Regions from separate parts of the Mus musculus genome. Here all the other regions are linked to region 3. The links are chromatin loops, found by intact Hi-C in ENCODE. Cell type or tissue: heart. All regions are shown on one strand.

Evidence for each region. A loop is a pair of places that touch in the nucleus more often than their neighbours do. Peaks named below come from ENCODE experiments on the same cell type or tissue, not always from the same donor. Only the 100,000 strongest peaks of a DNase experiment are listed, where the experiment ranks them.
Region 1: a loop joins it to region 3, with 2.4 times the contacts of the local background. A loop is called at or near these places in 14 of 42 quality-filtered maps.
Region 2: it touches region 3 in a loop (2.3-fold over the local background); 2 of 42 quality-filtered maps call a loop at or near these places.

The regions. Positions count from the first base shown.
Region 1 is chr15:82,051,545-82,054,044 of GRCm38, reverse strand. No RefSeq gene overlaps it. Among named protein-coding and RNA genes, the nearest start is that of Snu13, 5.2 kb to the right of the region's middle. In heart, no CTCF peak of the experiment used is centred here; no DNase peak of the experiment used is centred here; H3K27me3 peaks cover 725 bases.
Region 2 is chr15:82,043,250-82,045,749 of GRCm38, reverse strand. Snu13 (SNU13 homolog, small nuclear ribonucleoprotein (U4/U6.U5)) reads left to right here. Exons shown (of 3, transcript NM_011482.4): 2 at 1,733-1,853. Among named protein-coding and RNA genes, the nearest start is that of Snu13, 3.1 kb to the left of the region's middle. In heart, a CTCF peak has its summit at 1,348 (motif pointing right); no DNase peak of the experiment used is centred here.
Region 3 is chr15:82,124,938-82,127,437 of GRCm38, reverse strand. Mei1 (meiotic double-stranded break formation protein 1) reads right to left here. Exons shown (of 31, transcript NM_028897.3): 29 at 2,457-2,500; 30 at 2,173-2,285; 31 at 624-824. The coding sequence ends at 779. Among named protein-coding and RNA genes, the nearest start is that of Ccdc134, 1.7 kb to the left of the region's middle. In heart, a CTCF peak has its summit at 1,199 (motif pointing left); a DNase peak (open chromatin) is centred at 537; H3K4me3 peaks cover 314 bases; H3K27ac peaks cover 342 bases.

The DNA of each region.
Region 1 (2,500 bases), 73 kb after region 3:
ACCCAATAAACTCAACCTGTCTTCGAGACTGCCCGAGGCTTCCTGCACCCTGTCCTGGCTCCCAGCCCCACCACCATTCTCACAGGTCACATGAGACAGATGAGGAGTTAGATGCTCACCGGGTGACATACTTCAACAAGCCAGACTTGATGCCTGGGAATTTCATAAAGGGATGAATATACTTGGCTGTGATCTGGCTCCTGAGCCCAAAATCATCGCTGCTTTAGGAGCAGGTAGACAGTTAAGTGAATCTGCTAGTACTATTCGCACCTTGGAGGTTGTTAAGGACAGAACAGGACTCCATAAGGAAATCCACCCCTATGTCATCCAGGAACTTAGACCAACTTTAAATGAATTGGGAATCTCCAATCTAGAGGAAAGAACTGGGCCTTGACCAAGGGAACTCCCCTTGATGGGCTTCGCAAGGCCTTACTGCTAATCGCTGCTCGACTGGAACAGTCACCTGGAAATGTTTCCTTTGAACAAACTTCCCTTTGAGTATCAAGCCATAGTAATTGGACTTTAATAAAGGAAAATGAGTTTGAACTAAAAAGAGGGAGCAGGGGAGGGTTCCTGTGTGCTTGAATGAATACAGAGTCAACAAATGATCCAAAGAGCAAATGCAAGAAAGCTGTGACTCTTTCTAGTAAGGACAATGACTTGGTCAAGTAATCGAGGAAGATTGTATGAAGAGATACCATGATAGTTTGTGCATGTTTGGTCTAGGGAGTGGCACTATTAGAAGGTGTAGCCTTGTTGAAGTAGGTATGGCCTTGTTGGAGGAAGTGTCTCTGTTGCTTTAAATTTTTCTCAGCCCTAATTTTAACCACGGTTCTTAAACCCCTTAACCTCCCTTCTAGCCCACCACCCACCAGAGGTAGTGGAAAAGAAAGGTTATTAGGATATGGGGAAAGTGGATCTGTTTAGAAATTGTTCTTTGGAGCAAATCCCATCTGCATTGTCAGGAAATAAGCAGTTTGCAGGTTAGCAGTGGTAGCTTGATCCACTTGCAATGCAGACACTTCACAGAACTTCCACCAATCCAGTTCCACCGTGTTGGGATAGCAACAGTGGTGACTTAACAGAGATAGCCAGGTCTCAGCCAGATTGGCACAAGTCAGCAGGAGGAAGAGAACCATCAGGGATGACAGAAACGATGCAGAGATCAGCAAAGACAGGAAACCAAGAAGCTTAGCAGAGCTAGTTCTACGAACAAGCCCCTCTCATAGTCTGTTGAGCCGATTTATGCCCTCCAGACATCACGTGTCCTCCACGGTGCTTGACTCAGCATGTGTCTGCCCTCAGCACATCTGTCTTAACAAAACAGTGTGAGTCTGTATCAGCTGACATCATTCTGCCAATGGCCTGAGTGGCAAAGAAGTGCCAACACACCACCAGGGGTTTTTTGGTGCATTTCTATCTATGGAATCATGGCAAATGGAGCTCAACAAGGCAGACCAATACATGGGTGTCATTAGCAAAAATCCTTCATCATCCTTTTACGCGCTTGCTTTAGCAAAACATCCTTTTACCTGTGTCTGCTTCAGCCAAACACTCATTCACGTATCTGCTTCAGGAAAACACTACTTCATGTGTTCGCCCCAGCACCATCCAACACAACTGACTTTCTAAAGAGCCCTTAAATTTCTACTTCATGTGTCATTTTGGGGGTGGGCTTTGAGGCCCTCCTCCTAGCTGCCTGGAAGACAGCAGTCTTCTCCTATCGGCCTTCAGGTCAAGATGTAGAACTCTCAGTGCCACCCTTGCCATGCCTGCCTAGATAATGCGATGCTCCTGTCATACCAGTGTACTGGCAGGGAAGTGTTAGTGAACCCAAAAAACCAGACAGGAACCAATCAGATGTAAATCACAACAAGGCTTTATTCATGAGTGTGGGCTCCACGCCTGCCAGTTCTGGATGGCTTTAATGGAGAAGAGCCCCAGAAATCTATCAGGGTAAGGCTTTTTAGAAAGCTCCAAGCCTATGTGGGTTGGGGGGTGGGGTTCTAGCCTGGCAAGCATCTAATTGGAAAGCTACTATGGCCTTTAGCTGTGAGTCAAACCCTAAACTTAATTTCTGCTTCCCTCTGCATTGGTGGTCATAAGGTGGGCTTGTTGGCAATTAACTTGGAGACTCTGGATTTGTTGGGGTTAGCCTAGAAACTGGAGCTAGGCTCGGGTTTTGTTGGGGGAGATCGAGGAGACACTGGTCTTGTTGGGGGGTAACTTAGAAATCAAAGTTAGGTACCGGCCTGCTAGTTTACCTGAATTTAAGTTCTCTGAAATGCAGTCTGAACTTGAAAGATTTGGTCTCTCACCAGGAAGTGTTCATGAACCTCGAAAGGCCAATGCAATCACACAAGGATCTCTTTATTCACAAGCTCAAGCTTGGGGCTTAACCCACAAGACAGTTCCAGTGGAGAAAAGCCCTGAACACTCACTGGGACAAGGTTTTACAGAAAATGGCAAGCGAAGGGTGTGTCTAGCCTGGCAAGGATGG
Region 2 (2,500 bases), 82 kb after region 3:
TTTCTTTGTGTAGCCCTGGCTGTCCTGGAACTCTGTAGACCAGGCTGGCCTCAAACTCAGAAATCCACCTGCCTCTGCCTCCGGAGTGCTGGGATTAAAGGCGTTCGTCACCACTGCCCAGCTTGAATTGCTTTTTAACATTTGAGACCTTAGAGGTAAAGCTAGGCGTGCATTTGCAGGTCAGATTACTTGAAAGTAATTATTTGATCGAGCACAGGAATTCAGAGCCAGCCCAGGCAACCTAGCAAATTTCTGTAGAGGAAAAAAGAATAGAGAAGTAAGTCAATTCAAACCAGTAGAGGGAGAAAATAGTGAAAACCAGTGATAAAGCCAAAGAAATGGAATAAGTAAGGCTTAGAAGACACCATGAAAATTTGAACCCAGTACATTAATACATAAATAAAAATAGAATTTAAATGTTCCATTCTGGGTGCCATAAAGGGCTTTTGTTTCCAGTATAATTCAGTAGTTTTCTTTTTTATTTATTTATTTATTTATTTATTTATTTATTATATGTAAGTACACTGTAGCTGTCCTCAGACACTCCAGAAGAGGGAGTCAGATCTCTTTACGGATGGTTGTGAGCCACCATGTGGTTGCTGGGATTTGAACTCCTGACCTTCTGAAGAGCAGTCGGGTGCTCTTACCCACTGAGCCATCTCACCAGCCCCAGTAGTTTTCTTTTACCGTATTTTGAGACAGGTTCATTGTGTTCCTGCCTGGCCTCACACTTGCATAGATCCTCCTCCCCAGTGCTAGGACTACACTGGTGTACACTGGTGTACCATCCCACCCCACCAGTGTTTGTCTGTGCAGTTGCACGCCATTATTTCATTCATTTTTTGAAACAAATGTTAAATTCAGTAGCTAATAATAATAGGGAAACTTTTCTTACAATCTAATCTCACTGAGTCAAAACATACACACCCTTTGTTTGCTTTTTAGATTTTTGTTTTGAAACAGTCTTGTTGGTCTTACTGGTCTGGAACTTAGCCTGTAAGAGTGGCCTCAAACTCAGAACCCTACCTGCCTCTGCCTCCTGAGTGCTTGGATTACACAAGTTGGGCATGCACAACTGCCCTGCTGTCATTCACACACACACACACATATACACGCGTGCGCGCGTGCGCTTAAAAAAATAAAATTAGAGGATATCTTAAATAATTATAAGTTTGAGTGTGACACTCTGAACTGGTTCGTTGTGGTAAGGAATCTTGAGCTGGTGAGTTTGGTGGTGGATATGGTTGTCTCCATGAGCTTGTTGATTATTAGTTTTCTAGAATAAAACTAGATGGTAGGAATCCTTGTTACATAGGTAGCAATCATACATGATTGCTGTGCCCTTGGAGACCAGAAGAGGGCATTGGAGAGAGTTTGGCATATGTTAATACTCACATTCTGTCTGTACTTAGTTGGTTTCTTTGTTGCATTGCTAGGGTGTGGTGATTTGGATGTTTGTTTGCTTGACACTGTGTTCTTTGTGTAGTCTTGACTTTTCTGGAATTGACTCTGTAGACCCCATGCTGACCTTGAACTCAAAGGAGATCTGCCAGGATTAAAGTTGTATATCACCACCAACTGTCTAGGGAGTAATTTGAAATTGGGTCTCATTTATTCCTGACTGTAGCAGGGTTATGTGTGTGACCAAACTGTTCATTATCTCAGTTGTTGATATTTTGTAATTTATCTGAAATAGCTTCTGGTCCAATTTGACTCTTGTGTTTCCCTATAGACAGAGGCTGATGTGAATCCGAAGGCCTATCCCCTCGCAGATGCCCACCTCACCAAGAAGCTGCTGGACCTTGTTCAACAGTCATGTAACTACAAGCAGCTTCGGAAAGGAGCCAATGAAGGTAAGACATCCACAGGGTGATGATGGGGTGCTGAAGGTTCGTTTTCAGCGGTCTCTGAATATCTAGTTTTGAAGAAGGACTGGGTTTGGGGATATTTTATTTTCTCTTTCACTTTCTTCTGTCTTCATTTGTGGAGACAGGTCTTCCTGTATTCCCAGGGTGGCCTCAAACTCCCCAACCCAAGCAGTCCTCCTACCGAAACCTAAGTGGTTGGGTACCTGTGCATCCCAAGAACTTTTTTACCCACCAATGAAACACATTGTCATTAAATTGTACCGCTCTTCAGAACCATCAAAAACAAAGACATTTTAATGCTTTTCATTCTCTGACATTGTGGGATTCATGAATTTCAGTGGTTCTTAGATATATCTCCCTTATGTGCGGAGTGGGAGCAGGCTGAGGGGTTTCGTGTTTTGTTGGTTTGTTTGGAGAAAGCTTTGTGAACCCAAGCTGGCCTTACAAATTTACTAGGTAGCCTGATCCTCCATCTCTGTCATTACAGATGTGTACTACCACGTTTGGCTATGGGTTTTTTTGTTGTTGTTTTGTTTTTTAATATGGTTTTTTGAGACAGGGTTTCTCTGTGAAGCCTTGGCTGTCCTGGAACTCACTTCGTAGACCAGGCTGCCCTCGAACTTAGAAATCTG
Region 3 (2,500 bases):
CGGGGAAGACCGGCGGAGTGGCCAGTTAGGACGCAAAGCCCAGGCTGGGCTGATATACAAACAGGTGCGGGCAGAGTTTTCTGCCAGTAGCCGGCGATGGTAGACGTTAAATGACCATTGCCCACGTGAGTATAGAAAAGGCTTGAGCCAGAGAGGCTGAAGTGGGTTTGATTTTATTCCCCCCTGAGATTTGTACCTCTTCCCATGTCCACTTGAGGTGAAGTGCTTCTCCAAAGTCCAACCACAAGGCTTGGGGCCCTTGATGTTGGGGCCTTCCCAGCTCAGGGGTTCTTCATGTTCTCTATGTACAACTATGAAGCACTTTGCACATGCTCAGGCCCCAACCCTTGGTTTTCTGAGACAGGGTTTCTCTGTATAGCCCTGGCTGTCCTGGAACTCACTCTGTAGACCAGGCTGGCCTTGAACTCAGAAATCCGCCTGCCTCTGCCTCCCAAGTTCTGGGATTAAAGGCGTGTGCCACTACTGCCTGGTGCACATGCTCCTTAAATGCTCTCACTCTCCAGTCTGTCTCCATCATTTGCGGAAACAAGCCAGTGTCCAGCTGTGTAGCTGAGGAACAAGTTCCAGGAAGATGAGCTCAGAGTGAAAGTGCACACAGGAATGTTAATGCATTATTTTATTTCCCAATTCCATTTCCACTGTGGTGTAAAATAGCTCCAGAGAGAGGCTTGATATTGTTTTCCCCCTCAACCATTATGCCCGGAATTTGTCTGCAGGTCTCATTGTTTTCTGTTTCTGGGCCTTTATGTCCTGAGGCTCAGCCTCTGATGTGAGCCTGGGAAACAGACACACCTCCGAGGCAGCTGGCGTGAATCATGAGAGGAGAATAAAAGAGAAACAGAGCTGAAGGGGGAGGGGAGGGATATCACAGAACCCCAGAAGGGTAGCAATGGTCAGAGAAGAGTATGAATACTTCTAATATTGGTGGCACGGACTCCAAAACTGGGACCAGCAGTTGGCATATAACAGAGAACTGTTCCATGAAAAGAGAAGATAGCCAGGGGAGTAGCCAGTAGGGCTAAGAAGTTCTCCTCTGGGGCCGGAGAGATGGCTCAGCAGTTAAGAGCACTGACTGCTCTTCCAAAAGTCCTGAGTTCAAATCCCACAACCACATGGTGGCTCACAACCATTCGTAATGAGATCTGATGCCCTCTTCTGGTGCATCTGAAGACAGCTACAGTGTACTTAGATAATAAATAAATCTTGAGGCTGGAGCAAGCCAGGCCCACCAGAGTGGGCAACCTTCATTCCCAGCCACCACATGATGGCTCACAACCATCAATACAGCTACAGTGTACTCATGTACATAAAAATAATAAAATCTTTTTAAAAAGGAAGTTCTTGGGCTGGAGAGATGGCTCAGTGGTTAAGAGCACTGACAGCTCTTCCAGAGGTCCTGAGTTCAAATCCCACAGCCACATGGTGGCTCACAACCATCCATAATGAGATCTGACACCCTCTTCTGGGGTGTCTGAAGACAGCTACAGTATACTTACATATAATAAATAATAAATAAATAAATAAACTAGGATTGAAAAAAAAAGGAAGTTCTCCTACACACACACACACACACACACCAGCACTATAATATTCTCAGCTTCCTAAGTGCTGGGATATACAGACATGTGCTGTCATGACTGGTCTCAACCTAGGCCTTTTTAGGGACTTACCAACCACTACTGCTCCTTACTTGGGCTGAGTACTGGCTGATTTTTTGTGTCAACTTGATACACCTGGAGTTATCACAGAGAAAGGAGCTTCAGGTGAGGAAATGCCTCCATGAGATCCAGCAATAAGGCTGAGAAGTGATCAAGGGGGGAGGGCCCATTTTGGGTGGTGCCTGCCATTCCTGGGCCGGCAATCTTCTATAAGATGGGTTCTATAAGAGAGCAAGCTGAGCAAGCCAGTAAGTAACATCCCTCCATGGCCTCTGCATCAGCTCCTGCTTCCTGACCTGCTTGAGTTCCTGTCCTGACTTCCTTTGGTGGTGAACAGCAGTATGGAAGCTGAATAAACCCTTTCCTCCCCAACTTGCTTCTTGGTCATGATGTTTGTGCAGGAATAGAAACCTGACTAAGACAATACTGCTACATATCTCTGTGGCTTTGGTGATGTTGCCCAGGCCAAAGGCCCCAGGGCAAGAAAGGATACAGCATGTCTTGAAAGAGTGGCTGGGCTGGGAAGGTGCGGGAGCAAAGGCCTTCCAAAGATGATTGCAAGGTCTGGGTCATGTGTTGGTCATTTAGGAGACCCATGCTCTGGACCTGAAGAAGAAGGGACAGGAAAGTTATGCCCTTTCTAACTGTCCCTCACCTCCCATATTCTTTTGATTTCCCAGTGGCTTCAGTGGCCAGAGCTTCCACCTTCTGCAGAGAAGATGGTCCTGAGGGCCTGGCCTCATACAGCTAGCTACACAGTACCCTCTTTCCACTCACCTGCAGGAGGAAGCCATGCAGGGCCTGGAGTGTATCGTTTGAGA